Linked DNA regions of Mus musculus: region 2 is linked to region 1. The links are chromatin contacts, found by Hi-C or POLR2A ChIA-PET in ENCODE. All regions are on one chromosome and are shown on one strand. The core of a region is the stretch at or near the end of the contact, and the rest is flanking DNA. Distances in the headings are between cores, read along the strand shown. Region 1 holds the start of A930035F09Rik (a long non-coding RNA gene). Region 2 overlaps A930035F09Rik (a long non-coding RNA gene).

Region 1 (6,486 bases), core at 1,085-3,584:
ATACCACCAAATGTGTAAACTGCAGTTTCTCTTCTTCCATGTTAGATGTTGGTTAGCTCCTAAGAATTCTTTGTTTCTTTATTGCCATAGGTTTGACTTTAAAAACAACACAATGCATAATCTTGACTGCACTTGATGTGGTTTTGAGCTACACTGGGATCCCCATATTGTACCCTTGAGAACTAGGTGGTCCAAAGGCCTTCTGGGAGCAATGACTCTCTTATTTCTAGCAAAGTGATGTGGCTTGGTGAAAGGAGCAAGGTTTTTCCACCCAGCTAGTTCATACTGGCTGTGCTCAAACAGGCCCCAACCTCAGCAGCCCCTGAGGTGGAACTGACCATGGACAGCCTCTATCCAGCACGGTTAGGGCAGCAGATAGATAAATCACCCGAAGGTAGAAGCAGACCCTGTCTCCTAGGCAGATCTGTGATATCAAGAAGAGGGATATGTGCACGAGACCAAAATAAAATCAAACTAGGAATACTGCCAAATTCTTCCTCTGTCTCACACTTGCTCTCCTATAAAGCCACTCTGTTTCCCTGGGTGGAGAAGTACAGGTATCTAAAATGGCCTGTCTCTCTTGATGGGATCCTATGGCACAGGAAAAGGTTGTTAACCAGAACGGTTAGCAGTATACCTACGCACTAGCTGGCAATTATTTATTAGAGTGGCTTGGCTCCATTTCTCAGACCCACTGTGGAAAAGAAAAAGTGTCTAGGAAAGCCTCAGTTCTGGAAAATGAGAAACAATAGCTTTAAGTATGTTTCCCCTAAAGTACACACAGGGCATGCCTTACAACCGAGAAAAGCTATCAAGAGAACTTAGGGGCTGAGCCAGAAAACTAGGAGTCTTTCACTGGTTCCCCAAGCTTCTTGTTTCTGGGTATGGGGAACTGTCCCTTCCAGGGCGCACCAGTTGATCACTCAAGTGTCCTAAGTGTGCCCCTTATCTCACCCGACCCAGGGCAGATTGGTTAAATACAGGCTTCAGCTTCGCCTGGGCTAGCCAGGCAAAGGGGTTCCTCTTCGGAAAGAGACAAGGATCTGGATCTCCACAATTTTGGCCTGGTTTCCCTCTTATGTCGACTCGCCAAGTCCGGCGAGGCGCCTGTCCGTTGGACTCCAGGACTAGGGTGGCGCGGGGTCACCCTGAATCTAAGGCTTGCCCAACATAGTTGGAATTGGCAAGGATGCGCCCGATGCCTGGCGCAGGGAGGCGGGGACACGCGCTCCGTGTGGCACATCGCCAGGGCTGCCGCCCCCCCCCCCCCCCCCCCCCCGCCGCCGCCACTCTCGTTCCCCTAGCTTTACCCTGGGCGCGGCTATCGCCTAGACCTTGCCTGCAGAGGGCCAACGGCCTCACGACTGCCCCTTCCGCTCGACTCAGGCGTTTGACTCCCGGCCTTCTGGCACGCCCAACCAACCCACCCGGAGTTCCAAAGGGTCGGAGAACCAAAGAGGAAGCTAGGGGCGACTAACCGGGGGCGCTCCGGGGCTGGCTCTCTGCACGCAGGGTTGGCGCTGCGGTGGGGCAGGGAGGGAGAGGCTGCGTTGGAGGCGGGGCTGGTAACCAGGGCCGGAAAGAAGGCTGGACTCTGGAGCCAGTGGGTCCTGCGCGGGAGCCCAGGAGGGAGATCCGCACAACGGACAAGCCTCAATTCAGCGCCCAGCCCAGACATCCAACGCAGAGTCCTGGCCTAGGGCACCAGTGTCCTGAGCGATCTTTCTCCCTGAATGACCCTAGTTTTTCAGCCAAAACCTTTGACCAGAGTCTCCTTGCCAGCATTCCCAAATCTTTGCAACCCCTTGTACCAGGTAGGAGTCAGTCTCTGTGGTGGCAGTATGTCTATAAATGCCACTTCCCAGAAGGCGTATGACCTTTTCACCTTACCCACCAGCTCCTTCGGAGGTCATTGAGCCCGGTATATGTACTTGATCAGAAGCCTCAACCAGTTTATGTCCCTGGGTGTCCTTGCTATTCATAAACCAAAGCCACCTGCTGCAGTTCTCGGAAAGCCCTCGAGGATGGAACCGGACTACATGGGGGAGGGGAGGCACTGGGCAGACACCAGGGACGCACCTCGTAAGTGGGTGGCGTATGAGGCTGGAGGATCAGTAGACACAATTGCCTGTAATCTAAACCTGGCACTAGGAGACCCTTGCAAAGATCATCCTGTCACCCTCACAAGGGGTCGTTGCCAGTCTTATCCTTCCCTCGGTGTGCACAGAAATGGGTCCCTCGACCCCTGATTCAGATTCTTGGAGTTCTACGTGGCTGGTCTGCGACTGTTGGCGGCTGCCCCCTAGCTGAAAGGCGCGCCACCATCCATCCTCCGAGCTCATGTAACCCCAAAGAAGAGGGGACCAAATCTCGGGGAACAATGCAGCCTGAAGCGTCAGGGGTGGGGATGGGGGTATCAGGTACCCATCCTCGCCTTTATGCACGGCGAGGAGACCTTGTTCCGCTGCAGCCAGGGTCCGTGCTCTAAGAAAGTCTGCCTATGCTTTACGTGGCAGACTGGGTCACAGTTCTCTAAGATCAACAGCGTGTCTCGCAGAACAACCAAGGCGTTCTTCTTTTAGTCTAAGTCCTACTCGGAGCGTCCTGGAGCGCCCGACTGCTTCCTGCCCCAAACCTCAGGCTGACACCCAGGAAGTGAAAGCGGGGACTGACAGCGCGATCCACGCCTCCGGGGGCGCCGGTACCTAGGGATTAGGAGTTCCGTGAAGTAGCAGCTAACCCCGGTCTCTCGGAACTCCTTGACTCCAGGATCCTCGCCTACACGAGCAGCCTAGTTCAGTTCTGGGGTGCAGAGATCTCGTCAAGGTAGACTAGCCTGCCACTGGGGCTGGTACCACTTGTACTGCCCCTTCTGACACACATACGTGACCTTGCGCTCTGGGCGCAGACAACCTGCTCCCTAGTGACCTTCTTCCCGCGGAGAGCACAGCAGGGTACCCGGAGGTGGGGTGGAGGGGGGAGCCCAGAGGACCAACCGGGAAAGCACGCGGAGAGAAACTTGTGTCTCTGAATCTCCAGCCAGGCAATCACTGGCAGAGCTGTGCGGGGAGGGGGCGGGAGGAAGGGAGGGAAGGGCTCTGGGAGGGAGGGGGAGGTCGGAGAGAGAGGCGGGTGCCAGTGGAGAAAGTCCTTGCTCTCCCGCTCATCTTTTCATTGCTCTCTCTCCTTCCCGCAGACAACCCGGACCTCCTCTGGGCGCCAGCTCCTCGGCTCCAACCCGTCCAGAATCAAGCGGGATTTTTTTTTTCTTTCCCTCTAGAAATTGGCTTTGGTGTGTCGCCCGCCCTCTCCCCTCCTCCTCGCAACTCCTCCCCTCTTTTTTTTCCTCCTTCTTCTTCTTCCTGAGACATGGCCCGGGCAGTGGCTCCTGGAAGAGGAACAAGTGTGGGAAAAGGGAGAGGAAATCGGAGCTAAATGACAGGATGCAGGCGACTTGAGACACAAAAAGAAAAGCGCTTCTCGCGAATTCAGGCATTGCCTCGCCGCTAGCCTTCCCCGCCAAGACCCGCTGAGGATTTTCTGGTTCTTAGGCGGACTTAAGAGCGTTTCGGATTGTTAAGATTATCGTTTGCTGGTTTTTCGTCCGCGCAATCGTGTTCTCCTGCGGCTGCCTGGGGACTGGCTTGGCGAAGGAGGATGGAGAGGGGGCTGCCGTTGCTGTGCGCCACGCTCGCCCTTGCCCTCGCCCTGGCGGGCGCTTTCCGCAGCGGTAAGTGACAGCCGGAGACGGGAGCAACCAGAGTGCCCGGGGCTGCCGAGTCCCCTCGGGCGAAGGGGTTCCAGCCCCAGCCACGGGACTTCCAGCCCCAGCCACGGGACGCGCGCACGGCTGCCGGGCGCAGGAAACTTGCCTGCGCAAGGAACGGAGAAGTCAGGGCGTCTGGGGCAGGAGGACCACAAACCCTCGGCCCCCTGCTCCAGTTGGTTGCTGGCTTCTCCTGCCTCTGTTTCGAGACAGAGCTGCCTACCTTCCCAGATCAGCACACCAATTATCTTAATAATGTTTCCTCCCAGAGGCAATTAAATGAGACTCCCTTTCAAAAATCTGATGGCTGCTGAGAGTTAATGAACACTTCACCGGGAGGACTTCCTGGTTCTCCTCAAAACACCCCTGCTCGGTTTCCTCTGGTGGGCGACACAGAGAGATAGCGGTCAGTCTTGGCGCTGGAACTCTCCGCTGCCTTTGTAAACCGTCTGTGATCAGTCTGAAGTATGAATGAAAGTCGCACTGTCAATAAAGGCTTTGGATCTATTCAGTGTGAGGTACCAGCGTGTCTGAGAATTCGTAACCCTGTTGCAGCTTCCAGTTGGCTTTTAAAACCACTCACTGTTAAGTAAATGAAAGGCAGTCCTGGGTATAAACAGTGCCTTGGAACATAAAGAGTGTGTTTAAAATGGGATCTGGTACAAATGTGTTCCACGTCCCCTGGAAAGGTGCTGAAGGCTAGGCAAGGGCTGATCGGAACAGTAGATCTTCATCATTATTATTAACTAATAGCTAAATGTTTACTTTGTCTGGCTCAGATTTCAATCAAAGTAATTAGGAGAAAAGTGCATCTACCACTTATTGTAGTATATTGTTTTAATAAGAGCTGAGCGGAGGGCTCTACCAGGAAGAATTTAAATCACTCCTTTATGATAGAAGTTAATCTCCTTAATGTGCTTTCCCCAGGTTTTGTGATTTCAACTATAGATCTCCCCCAACAGGTACCAAGCAGTGTTCTCAAAAGATATGCAAAATTTTTGTGAACACGGCTGGAATTCAATTTATTAATGAATTCGAGTTGGCGGCATCTTCCTATATACTCTGGAAGGGAAGCCAAACACTCAAAAAATCATGAATGTGGAGTTCAATTTGTTAATGAACCTGAGTTGGTGGAGTGCTTCTATACTCTGGCAGGGAATGAAATATCTTTTTCCTCTAACAGAAAGAACTCAAATGTTTAGAACTCAAACGGTTATCCTTCATAATGCGTAAGGATGGAGTGGAGGCCCTCAACTTTCCTAATGCTGCAACCCTTTTAGTACAGTTCATGCTGTGGTGACCCCCAACCATAAAATTATTTTTGTTGCTACTTCATAGCTGTAGTTTTGCTACTGTTATAAATCGTAATGTAAATATTTTTGGAGAAAGAGGCTTGCCAAAGGGGTTGAAACCCACAGATAGAGAACAACACTGGGTTAGAGCCATGTTGGGGTACCCAAAAGATGGTCATAATAACCAATGTGAAGAGCATTAAGACTTGTGTGGTACTGAACAACACACACACACACACACACACACACACACACACTTTTTAATTTTCTTAGCAGAAATGTGGGGGATGCTGAGAATCTGGACTCCACTCAACTGAAACCTTATTGCTATGCTTGAGGTGGCCAGGGCTGGCACATGACTCAGTAACTCTCTAGTCCTCTTAAAACCATATCCACCTCCTCCCAGTAAGTGTCTACTAAATTAATTCATTAACCTTATTTAGGACTAATGGTCCACAGTCATTAGGAATCGCTCTCTCCTAATCAAGTGTTAGAGAGACTGAACAGAGTGTGGGAGTCCAGCAGTCCACATTATCTTATTACACTGTCACTTTCTCAGAAGTCACAGATTAAAGTGCTCTGGTATGGTACCAACCCCACCTCACTGTCTTCTGAAGTGACTATCTGTCGACTGTTTTATTTCTCTCTCCTAACAGATGCCATGGTGGCTACACAGAGCTGGAGTGACTTAATGAGCTGGGGGGTGGGGCTGAGGGGGTCACTCTCCAAGATTTCTGCACAAAACAAAATAATGCCAGAGCCTCTGCAGAATCACACCACTGAGCTGGCTAACGTCATTAGCTGAGATTCTGAGCGTTGGTTGCAACATTAGTTCTTCTTGAAGACCTAAAGCTTTTAAAAACCAATGGGAAGCGAATCTGTAGGACCAACCCACTCCAATCTAAGAAACAGCCAGAAACATCTAGCAATTGGAGAAAACAACATAATTTATATTGTCTTCTTTTTAATTTATGGGAAATGACTTCTGTAATGCATGTAGCTTTATGCATTTTTGATGTGCACTTCATCTTTCATTTCCATTTGACCTGGTTTTCCTGTAATAAAATTCCTTAGATTTATAAATTCATGCTGAGAGCAAAGAATGCCATTCTCTTTCCACAGGGAATCTATTAGATGTAATATTAAAATCTATATATACCATTACTGGATGTTTGTGATTGATAGGCTTATACATTTCAATATTTCATACCTGTACTTCCTACATAGTTTATGCACCAAATTTTTATTGCCTAAAATTAAGCATCAATAAATGGGGTGGCATTTGCAGGCTGTGGCTCTCCTGTGCGAAACCCATAATAGAGAGTGACAGTAGCGATCTATGCTGAATTGTAAACCAGCCCAGAGTCTGGTTTATTTAGCTATTAGAGAGTCACTCCAGCATTTGAGGTTTTGTAGTGGTGGTGGTTT
Region 2 (6,826 bases), core at 3,234-5,733, 140 kb before region 1:
GATTGCCCCCATCATGAGATGTTGTGTTCTCTGCAGACTTGTGTGCACTGTTCATGGCTGGCTTTGCCACAGTGGAACTCTTCTAGCTTCATGTTAGAGTCTTTGAACTGGAAACACCTTTGTTTTTTATTTGGGAGGATTGTTGTTTGTTGGTTGGTTCGCTGTTCCTGGAATAGGATCTCACATAGCACAGTTACCTCTGACTTGCTGTGTAGCCAAGGGTGACTTTGAACTCCCCATCCTCCTGCATCTATTCACTTAATTTTCCAAAGTACACTGTAGTTTTAATAAGGTTAAACCTCAGACTCACCTTTAAGCTGATCAACTAATTTTTCTTTCATTCTAAAGTTTTATTCTGGGATGCCAGGCACTTATCACCACACCCAGTTTAGAAGAATTTTTAAAGTATGCTATTTACACCAATTTCTCTAAATGCCTGTAGCCATACAGGGAAAAGAAATTCATATCTGAGGTCAAATCTACAACTTTCTAGTTCAAACCATAGCCGCTTAGCAGAGGTCTAGGAAGAATGTCCCTTACCTTTTCATAATGGCTCATGGAAGAGTCAAATGCCATGACCCTAGGAAATTCACATCTAGTCTTTCTAGCTCAGTTGATTCCCTGGAGAAAGGTTTTCATTACCTTGAGTTGTCATGGAATCTAATCCTTTAATTTGTTTAAGTCTCATGAAGTTCAAAGGTTGCAGGTGGACAAGGTAATAAAGAAAAGGGACAGTTTGTTCCCCAGTCCTTCACTCAGGAAGGGATACCATGATTCCAGCGGAGCCTGGCAGCTCTGATGCTTTCTGAAGGAATGCTTATGACCAGGACAAGTATAAAGAATATTTGAAGTCAAAACAAGTACTTCTTTTAAAAATGAGGTGATTCTGCAAGTTTGTGGGAAACTGAGATTTAAAAAAAAATGCAAATTGATGTTCTTCAGGAAACCCGGGGCACTGTTCCTTTGTTCTTTGACACAAAACAGAGGGCCTGCTTAACTCTCATAGCTCCCCACAGAGCCAAGGAATTCTCAGTTAGAGACACAGTTTCATGTAGAAGAAGGAAAAGGAGGAGGAGGAGAAGGAGGAGGAGGGAATCCATAAGAAATGGAAGGAAGAGGGTTCTCTGACTTGTTTCTTCATTCTAGGAGGGTATAGGAAGATTCCGCATAGCCTGTTCTTCATTAGGCACACATCTCTATGTGACCCTACCTTTCTTACTTAAGCAAGCACTGACCTGAATGGAATCAACAAATTATTAATTTCTACCTATCTAAGGCTACCTAATACATCAATATTCATGCTTTCTTCTCAGGAACTCACAGACTCTTGTCATTGTCATTTGTTATTTTTAAAGCAAACTATATGTATATGCTTTGTTTTGTTTCATTTTGTTTTAGCAAACAGAATTCTAAGCAAACTGTATATCAAGGTCTACACCTGAAATTCTAGAGTTCTTTTCGTGACATGGGAATGATGGATGATGGGGGGTTAGCAGGCTGTCAGAATGGGCACTTCACACTGGCAGTCACTGCTGCTTTTGGTTTTTTATAATATAACACATAATGTTTTATCATCAGTTACACTGTAGTGTGTAGCTTTTGCTACTATGCCTTAAGCTTTGGGAACAGGCTGCACTACCATCCCCCACCCAGATCCACTGAGGAAGCAACAACAACAACAACAACAACAACACACACACACACACACACACACACACATACACACACACACACACACACACACACACACACACACACACACCAGTTAATCTTAAAATGCCTTTGCTAACCTAATGACTGTGCACTGCTAAACTTCCCCTGCCACCCCAGACATAATTGAATAGAGTAGCCATTGGCCACTCAAACCAAAAATGTAGATGGCTTTATCTCCTGCAGCTACTACCTCCTTCTTCTTCCCCAGCTCCCTCAATTCTGCCAACTCTAAGGGTCCCGCCCTGTTCTTAGTCACTGGTCTCTTCTTCCTTTACTGATGGATCAAGAACCAATTGGTGAACAGGACCTTAGCATCAGCATCAACTCCTACAACACCCATTTTATGTCTCAACTGTAACTTAAATGAGTGGCTTTCTTTCATTCTTCAGCATGTGTGCCACCATGTGCGAGGTGACAATTGTCAGTGCTTGAAGAGTAAATGTGGTTAGTGATCTGTGACAGTTAATGAAGCATGAGAAAGTCTAGACTAGAGTTCTGGTCATCTGTCCCTTTTGTGCCCTTGGGATTTGTTTATTAATTTAAAAAGACTTGTCCCTAAGTGGCACATGAGTTGTAGGTAGGTTTAACTTATGGTCCTTTAAATGTTCATGGCATTTGTGACTTTCAATGTTTGTGGAAGCTAAAAATCTGGGTATCTTAAGACATGAGAAAGCACAACGGATTTATGAAGATACGGGATTCTAATATTTGTTTAAGGGGAAATGAGGGCTAGAGAAGTAGCTGAGTAGATTCTTGTCCAGCATGCATAAAGCCCCTACTAAAGCTTAGTGATGAATATCTGTGTGGGAAGGCAGAGGTCAGAGGATCTGGAGTTCAAGATCATCCTCAGCCATACAGTGAGTTTGAGGCTAGTTGGGGTGAAGGAGAAAGGAGAGGAAAGGACACCAGGCTTAGCTCTTCACTGTCTTGTCTGAAGCACACAAAACAACTCGCTATGGGGACTGGGGCACTTACTATCCTTCCAGCCAGCACTCACCAAAACTGTGGCTATTTTGACTTAGTCAAATAAAGCAGCCAGAGGGTAATTCTGTATCTAAATCAACTGGGACCATTTGACATCAGCAGAGGTGAAGCCCCCCAATGCACAGCCTTCCCAGGAGTCTTCCATAGGGCAGTGAGTATAGAGACGTGCAGATCCCTCTGACTGAGGAACACACACCCTCAGGATTCCCATCAGGGGTGATCTAATCCCAGTCTCTTTATTTTATAGATGCAGACATCAAGTCCCAGGAAATTAAACTCATTTGCCAAGGACTGTTTAGTTGCAAAGATGTCTTTATCTTTATCTGAAATTAATCTTTCTGTTTATATTTGCTTTCATAGAGAGACAATAAAATTCACATAATAATGATATCATTTTGTCTGTTTTCCAAGCAAGCTTATGTAAAGAAAAAAAATCACAACTAACTTTTGGGAATTAAAAACATTAATAATAATGAAACTATTTTCCTATAAAACTGGGAGTATAGTTATTTCCAAAGTCCTATTAGGAAAATTATTAGTGCTTCTTTCTCTCACTAGAATTCCCCAAACAAATTTCTTTGATATTTTACTCATTATTTTTATAATTAGGCATAAAGTGATTCAGACTTTATCCATAATTTAGCAGATCCTTGTGGTTATTTCCAAATAAGATTAGTATTTCTGCACATTACAGATAAGCAGTCAGCCACATGTGATATAACATCCTTTTTCAAATAATTAGGTTTACAATGTGACATGAGCAATTCCTCACTATTAGAAGATGATAAAATTAATAAGAAACAGAAAATTCTGCTGTCAGTGAATTGAAGCTAAAGGAGGGTACATGTAACATCGTGGTGTCCCCATCAGGAGGCAGACATCCCTCTAACACATAATTTTAACCTGTTAGTTGAGAGTGGCCAGTGCCTAATACTTCCTTTTGAAAAAAAATTTAAAAAGCCCACATTGTCAGACTCTGAGTCTAAGATGTTATCTTTTTATGAGTGTTCTATGAGCATGTGTCACCTTTTCAGTGAGGCACACAGAGGCAAAGGACTACCTTCTCACCCTGTCAGGAACTTCAGACAGTGACTGGAGGTTCTAACTATTCCCCGGGAAGTTGTATTGTTACTGGCTACATGGGGAATAACTACATACTAAGATAAAGGAGAATTCTTTAAGTTCCAAACACTTGACCTTAACGTTCTGTTGATTAAGAACCACTATTGGATCTCCAAGAGCACTCAAGTGGGTATTTGTTCAGAGAAATTTAAAAGCAAAGGTGCCAGGAAAGAGGAATCTAAAAACAGAATTGGAACTCTGAGATGCCAGAAGAGAGTAAACCTTGTAATTCAGTATGGTAGGCCAGTGCTTCCAGACTTATTGCATCCAGAGTCAAGGTCATCTTTCTGAAGAGCATCAGAGGGGAGGTGTGGGTTAAAATGGTGCATTTGCCCTATTTGGGCTGTTACCAAATTTCCAATGAATGGAAACCCAACCTAGGACTTCTACTTCCTGACTTACAGAGACACTGGACTATTGGACATATTGAACATTTGTGGTAAATGCTTGTTAATGGAATAGTCCTTACCCTGGAGTCTCTATGTCTAAGCTTCCCTCTTCCTTCTTTGGGCTTTCTAATCTGTATTCTTCAGACTTAGCATTCATCTGATGTACTTCCAGACCATTCTGCTATTTCAGATACTACCTTAGCAAAATTTCTAAGTGCTAAAGACTCTTAAAAAATACACTTAGAAGGGAGATTAGGTAAGAATCCTAAGTATGCTGCCAGCCCTGGGACACTTGCCTAGTGACCTAATTTCATGGGAATTTGCCAGGCCTACTCTGTGGAAGAATTCCAGGCCTATCCCTTCAGCCCCATGGCTTATTCAGCTGACAGTGCACACATCCAGGCTGTTCACATTGTTCTGACCTTCAGAGATTGTCTTTAATAGTGCTCTAGTTACTGCATAAATCCTAGTAAATGAAGAGACAGTCATGTTCATGGCTTATAAAATTCATACAACTACAAGCTCTTATGTCAAATGGTAAGAGTGTGTGTGTGCGTGTGTGTGCATGAATGTGTGCATGTACGTTTGCATGTACGTTTGTTTGCATACATGTGGTAGCCGGAGACCATCCCTGGGTATGATTCCTTTAGTGCTGCCAATCTCGGTCTGGAACACTACAAGTCGTCTAGGCTTCCTGGCAATCAGGCCACCGGGATCTACCTGTCTCTTCTTCTTAGCACCAAGGTTTCAAGCATATGTGACCAACATTTCAACATGGGTTCTGAAGATCATATTCAAGTCCTATGCTTGTAAGACAAACTCTTTACTGACAGCCGTCTTCCCAGCCCTCAGAATGATATGTCTTAGACTGAATTGAGACATGCACCCTTTTCTCATTATTCTAGACTTCTGTCACAAGCATGCTGAATACTTTCAGGAGCTTCTGTGAATGAATTATCTGTTATCAAGATTGTTCTATGAAAGACAAATTTCTTGTTGCCCACATGCTTCTTTGTGTAATTCTTTTTTCTCTCCTAGCTCTTTCTGAAGCCAGATCTGAAGTTATTTTAGACATCACTGCCAATTGGACATGGTTTTATATTGATCCAACATTCTCTTCAGAAAACTACCACAAAAGCATTGTGTGTTGGTCATTCAGAACTGCACTTTTAATTCTCTTCTATACACAGGCTTATGACCTTTCCAGAACAGTCGTACCTGGCTCTCTTCTCCCATCTGGAAATGTTACAATGGCCTCTGGTCATGTCCACCATATGTTTTTAGATAAGGTATCTCACTTAAGTTCATTAACTTAAGACTTTATAACCCTATACAGCCTGCTCGGGGCACTAATGAAAAGAAAGAAAACCTATGTTATTATCCCACTTTTTTTTTTCTTGATGTTGTTGGTTTTGGTTTTTGGTTTTTGATTTTTGCCAGGGCTGGGAGAACTGGAAGGATGCTCAGTTGGTAAAGTGCATGGTATGCCAGCATAATTACCTAATTTGAATCCCTAGCACCCACTAGAAGCTGGGCATAGTGGTGTGCACCTATAACACCTATAACCATACTGGTGGGGTGGGGCAGAGATAGGTTGATTCCCTAGAACTTGCTGATGAGCCAAACTAGGCAATTGGTAGCTCAAAAACTGAAAGTTTTTGTTTCTATTAAGAAAATGGTTAATACAAACCTCTGACACCATCCCATGTACACGCACACACATATATCTGTATATGCATGTACACACACAAATATGTACTCATGCATATATTACATGCAAATACATATACAGAAGAAATGTTAAGATAAAAAGGCTTTTTGAACTCTCATGCATTTATATATGTGGGATAGGGATGCGGTAAGACCAGAGGTAAACTTTGGATGTCTTACTCAATTGATGTCCACCATATGTTTTTAGATAAGGTATCTCACTGAGCTTACCCCAGGGATCTCCAGGCTTCCAACTTCCCAGCACAGGGATCATAGAGACTTATGGTCAGGCTTAGGTTTTTTATGTGGGTTCTGGGGAATCAAAGTCCAGGCCCCATGCTTTACAGACTGAGTTTCCCCCAGACCATGAACATTTATGTATCACTTATTATATAATATGGCACAATAATTCTAAAATATCCCATACTTACTTGAAACAAGCTAGGTTTTACCTCATTTTATTTATAAAATAAAATAGAAACATTTTGTTACCGTACCAAAAGTTGATGTAGCAAATTTTGTGACAAAGCCCTTTAGGTAATGATTTAAGAAAGTTTATTCCAGGTTAAAGATAGATAGATAGATAGATAGATAGATAGATAGATAGATAGATAGATGTAGATATACATGTAGGTATATCAGTGTGCTTTGTACCTTCTCTGTCCCTTCCTCTGTCCCTCCTATTTTCAAGCAACACATATCTGGTGGCTTTTTAAATAATTAGATTTTAATCAGAATGTCTGGTTGATGCAGTCAGAGTCCCACAAGCACCACAAGTTTCAAGGGGAGGGGAATGGTGACTTTGGAGAATTAGGTTCTGTGCTCATCACAGGTAACCTTCAATTCACTCAGGCCCTGTGAACACCCAGGGTGTGCTATGATTGAGATGGGTTCTCTGGCATCAGTGT

The links. A loop is a pair of places that touch in the nucleus more often than their neighbours do. ChIA-PET counts read pairs that join two places held with the same protein, here RNA polymerase II (POLR2A).
Region 2: a loop to region 1 is called in a map of heart, with 6 times the contacts of the local background. The contact joins the enhancer-like site here to the promoter of A930035F09Rik in region 1. A Hi-C loop is called at or near these places in 9 of 37 maps with a recorded cell type or tissue (gastrocnemius, heart and left cerebral cortex). POLR2A ChIA-PET finds 5 or more read pairs at or near these places in 1 of 5 experiments (Patski).

What each region holds. Positions count from the first base shown.
Region 1 is chr8:128,355,903-128,362,388 of GRCm38, forward strand. It overlaps A930035F09Rik (a long non-coding RNA gene), which reads right to left and starts at 2,335. Exons shown (of 3, transcript XR_879381.3): 1 at 1,479-2,335. Nrp1 (neuropilin 1) reads left to right here and starts at 3,171. Exons shown (of 17, transcript NM_008737.2): 1 at 3,171-3,730. The coding sequence starts at 3,658. Mir1903 (microRNA 1903) reads left to right here and starts at 3,339; the gene lies at 3,339-3,418.
Region 2 is chr8:128,215,213-128,222,038 of GRCm38, forward strand. All of the region lies in intron 1 of A930035F09Rik (a long non-coding RNA gene), which reads right to left. Among named protein-coding and RNA genes, the nearest start is that of Mir21c, 60 kb to the right of the region's middle. Within about 2 kb of position 4,484, at least 1 of the 3 ENCODE cell types and tissues checked has a DNase peak (open chromatin) inside an H3K27ac peak, as active enhancers do; it is heart, where a contact is called at or near this core.